Linked DNA regions of Mus musculus: region 1 is linked to region 2. A link is a loop called in an ENCODE intact Hi-C map of the cell type or tissue named here. Cell type or tissue: gastrocnemius. All regions are shown on one strand.

What was found. Peaks named below come from ENCODE experiments on the same cell type or tissue, not always from the same donor. Only the 100,000 strongest peaks of a DNase experiment are listed, where the experiment ranks them.
Region 1: a loop joins it to region 2, with 2.1 times the contacts of the local background. A loop is called at or near these places in 13 of 42 quality-filtered maps.

The regions. Positions count from the first base shown.
Region 1 is chr2:128,626,327-128,628,826 of GRCm38, forward strand. Anapc1 (anaphase promoting complex subunit 1) reads right to left here. Exons shown (of 48, transcript NM_008569.2): 38 at 2,171-2,364; 39 at 795-881. Among named protein-coding and RNA genes, the nearest start is that of Gm39929, 22 kb to the left of the region's middle. In gastrocnemius, no CTCF peak of the experiment used is centred here; a DNase peak (open chromatin) is centred at 1,384.
Region 2 is chr2:128,673,832-128,676,331 of GRCm38, forward strand. Anapc1 (anaphase promoting complex subunit 1) reads right to left here. Exons shown (of 48, transcript NM_008569.2): 8 at 2,271-2,416; 9 at 1,840-2,060; 10 at 720-929. Among named protein-coding and RNA genes, the nearest start is that of Anapc1, 12 kb to the right of the region's middle. In gastrocnemius, no CTCF peak of the experiment used is centred here; no DNase peak of the experiment used is centred here.

The DNA of each region.
Region 1 (2,500 bases), 48 kb before region 2:
AAATTAACAATGTTCTGGGCCCCACTTGACAGAGGTTGGATTTCACATCAGACACTTTTGCAGAGCAGGCATTTCTTGTCATCCGTTATACTTGATACTAGAGAGCAAAGTCATGCATGGCTTTAAGGGCTCCTGACATTTTACTACTCATTTAGACAAAGAATGCTGCTGACTTTTGGACAGACAACTGATTGGAGTAAGTACAGTGCTGGCCTCCTACAATGTCATTTATCAGGAACTATTTTCTTCCCTTTCCTGATACACAAGAAAAGTCCCTCATTCTGGACACTGCCCTAGAAAAGGAGATGTTAGTCACTCTGTGCTCTACAATGCTCACGTTATATAACTTCAAACTGTTGCTTCCTGCTACTTCTAAATTGTTTGTTTTACTTTTTATAGGTCTCTATTTTTGTTCCTCTTTGATGTCATTTACACAAAACCTCACAGTAATTGTGTAAAAGAAAGAACTCACATGGTCACTAATTGAGATTAAGTTTTTTTCTTGGAATTAAATAACTGTAACAGAAAAAAGGTATGTTTTTTTATACTTCCCTAAAGTTTGTATGGTTAATTTATACCTAAAGATAACTCTATCTGGCTTACACCTGGATTTACAACAGCTTGACCGATGTGAGAATGATCAGGCATCAAACATCCAGAATTTTCTTCTAGTCTAATACTTTGAAAGATACATTTAAAAGATTTAGCTATGGAGCTAAGTACAAAATCAAAGCAATAGTCCATGAAAGTAAAGCAGACCTCAGGAAACAGGCTTAGCAATGCATGAGACTCACCGGTTGTCAGTGCTGTGGGCTGGGAAATGTGGGTAAAGGGCGCAGAGAAGGGCAGCAATGGATGAGTTGGATGTGCTCAAAGAGTACCTGCAGAGCAAATTCAGTGGGAGAGACGCTGTTAGTTTCCTGGACATATCTTCAAGGCATGCTTGGGGTGGAAGAGTGGGGTTCTATAACAAGGTACACTGGTAAGATGCCATGATAAGCAAAATATTCTTGGTGGGGAACACATCTCTTCACAGTTAGTCCTTACATCACTTCCAGATTGACTACTATTCAAAGCAGAAGCCATTCTACAAATGTTAAAACAACCCAGGAATAAGCAAGGTTTACCCTAAAATAGTACAGAGGGAGGACAATGAAGTATTTTATTACTTGATAAATCAAAATTCAAAGATGAATATTCATATATTAACATTAGAAACTTGGGGATAAACCCAACATTGCAGGATGTTATAAATATCAATATTATAGAAAACATATGACAATGTAAAAATAAAACAACTACTAAAATGCAGTGCCAGTGACTGGAGAGATGGCTCATTGCTTAAGAGTTTGAGCTGCTCTTCCAAAGGACCCAGGTTTGGCTCTCCGCCAGTTTGTTGGGTAGCTCACAACTGGGTGTAACCCAAGCTCCAGGGGATCAAACAGGCACCAGTACTCATTTGCATAAACCCTAACAAAGACAAACATATACACACACACAAACATATAATTAAAAATACAATATTAAAAAAAATAAAGGCAGAAGCTCAGTTAAAGAAAAGTGATTCAATCTTAAAGAGAAGCAAGGAGTCACACCATGTGTAGTGACAAAAATGTGACTATGAGCGTTCATTAAATGCAGGTACTTAATTGAAAGAAAATAATTCAAAAAGTCACAAAATACTAAAGAATTCTTACAGCTAACATTTCTTTACCCATCCTTGTTGGCTCTTTTAATTTTTATTGGTGCACCAAGAATTCACAGGTTGGGCCCTGTCCATGATAGGCAAATGCTTTATGATTTAGCTACAGCCCCAACCTTTAAGTATTCATAATTCCAAATTAATAAAAAGAAGCAACTGCCACAAACTATATTAAGAAATACCCATCTTGCTCATAATCTCTACCACACAAGGCACCACATAAGTATAGCAATAGCTGAAGACAACATGGCAAGGGACTTCAATCCTCTGCTGCAGGTGCCATCAATACAGTTCTAATTAATGTTCTATCCAGTTATTTACTATGAAAAATGACAAATTCCAACATTTGTATGAAAAAAGCCAACAAGAGAAACACGTAGTTTTCAAAGTGAACAAACAGATAACATATATAGCTCTCCCTCATGAACTCTTTTATTAAAGGACAAACAGAACAAAAACACTCATCACCTTCCTCCTCCCAAAAAGAGAAGGCCCAGGGCCATGTGGTGGGCCAAGTGGAAGCCATAGTTCATCTCTCCACCAGTCTTCATGTGCAGAAAGCGACAGAGCTGCAACACCTTCAGGTTCCCAGAGCCAGCCATCACCATGGCAAGAGACAGCAGGACCACACTCAGGCAGGTTTCGAGGTTATAGGGCCCTGTCTGGTGACACAAAAACATTACCTAGTGTTACAACTTTCTTCATTACCAAAAATATCTGAACTTGGAAGATTACAAATGTTTGTAATTTTCAAACTAAATCTTAAAAAAAAAAAGAACACTATGGAGCAATCTAACA
Region 2 (2,500 bases):
CAGGCCCAGTGTCTTGCTCCCCCTCCTGCTATCTATGTATCAGAATGTAAAGTTCTCAGCTACTGTTCCAGCACCAGGTCTGTCTGCTTCACACCAACATGATAATGGACTGACCCTCTGAAACTGTAAGCAAGCCCTAATTAAATGCTTTCCTTCTTAAGTTTTGCTGTAGTCATGATGTGTTTTCACAGCAATAGAAGCCTAACTGTAACACTACAGAAATAGACTTTTAACCCAAAACTTCAAATACCTCAAACCTCAAAGATCTTTATTTTAAGGTTTATTTATTTAAACATTTATTTATTTAAACAGCTACATTGTAGCTATTTTCAGACACACAAGGAGGAGGCATCCAATCCCATTACAGATGACTGAGAGCCACCATGTGGTTGCTGGGAATTGAACTCAGGACCTCTGGAAGAGCAGCCACTGCTCTTAACCACTGAGCCATCTCTCCGGCCCTGAAGATTACTATCTTAAAGAAATATTTGATGACAAAACATTTTTATGATCACTTTAGTATCAATAATTTATTCTTCTAAAATTAAGGTGGTATAAATATGTATCTCTACATAGATTATGTGCTAGTACCATACCTAAAATTCACACATATTTGACAAGCACTCTACCACTGAGCTAGACCACCAGGCATAACACTATATATCTTCCAAAAGCAATAGTAATATTTTTCTTTGAACATAAAATTATATCTACCAAACCTTATATTCGGAAGTGTCTCAGTCCATAAGTGATCAATGCACAGCTCAGGAACAATTGGCTCTGTTTCTGGTGCCAAAAATGAGTCGTTGAAACTGCCACTCGGAGAGTGAGAAATGCTGTGTCTCTTTGGTGACTGACTGTGGCTTGAAAGGTTGAATCTTTGCGCCCCTGAGAAAGAGTGCACACCTAAGGCAGGAGAGTGAGCACGACTGCAAAATAACCAGGGAGAGGGTGTCACGATGAGCAGCTTGCGTTTCTAACCCATGCCAACAACAGTCTCCACTCCTACCCACACACAGGAAGCACTTACAGTACAATCTTAGTGGCATATACATTTTCAGAATTGAATAGCTATTTAAACAGTTTGAACTAATGCATTTTATGATAGCCTAAAACTGTATTTAGAACCTGTGTTAAAATGCACTCATACCAGGCATAAGGGAGCAAGGCTTTATTTAATCCCATCACTCAAGGCAGAGACAGGCAAATCGAGTTCTAGGCCAGCTTGATCTACATACTGAGTTCCAGGACAGCCAAGGCTACACAGAAAGGAGATACACACACACACACACACACACACACACACACGACACAATGAATATTTGAACTATATTTTCTGAATAATAAACTCATTTTCAGTTGTAAATGTGTAGATATGAAAATTATTCATTATTCAAAAAGGTCTAAAGTATGTTGCTGTACTTCCAGACACACACAAACTAGCAAAACTGTCCATACAGGACCATCCATGTACATCTACGTCAATAAAGACATATAAGTATACATATTAATCATCAAAAATAAAAAATTATAAATTAAGGTTTAAAAAACTAACAAAATATTTGTAGAATGAAATGTTCATTCAAGCGCTGACACCTCATGGGAGAAACAAATTAACGTTACAGCAGCAATGAACAGGATCTAAGTGTGATACTGGAAACTGAGGCATCATGAATTCACAAGTCCTAAAGTAGTCATAGTTGGGTTTCTGCCTGCTCCCCCTAAAAACTATCCAAGAGTTGTCAATAGAAACCTTAAGTCCTTCAAAATATAAGAGAGCTAAAATAGCAGGTATCTGTTGCTTCAGTTATCTTGTTTAAAACAAAGACAGACATCCACCTTAGAGCCGCCATGTTGGAAATGGAAGGCGACCGAGAGTGTAGACTGGGCGAAGAGGTTGAGCGACTCTGGCTGTGAATGGAAGAGTAATTCTGGAACGGCGAAGCCACAGGGGATTCGCCTTTGGAGAGGCTTCTGAGATGTGCTGTCAGGGAGCTGCTAGTAGTTGCATTCTGCAGGGTCCCTGCCTGCTCAGGGAACTTTAAAACAGCATTCTCTTCCTTAAGTCAAAGGAATGGGAAAAATAAGAAAACAATCAGAACAAAGAGGTACTTTGCTTGAAATTACCTTGAAAATGAATGTAGATGGCAGATATTAAAAACAAAGGGCTTGTTCTTTACCAAAGAAACTCAACTGATCTCAAAGTGCTCAGTGCAAGTGTTCAGGGTTCGCTATCTGTCATGGGACGCAGCATGATCAGTCACCCTTACCTCTGGCTTTACCCTCCGCAGAGTCCACACAGAATGCACATTCTGAACAGCATCATAGGTCATGACAATGGAGGGGTCAATGTTCAGAAACACAATTTTCACTGCTGGATCTACAACATACTGTACCCGTGATGAGCCAAAAAGACCTAAAAATCAGAATGGAAATGACCAGGGACAGAATATCAGCAGGTTTACAGTCTTAAAATGAGTTCTTGAAGAAGAATATTCTC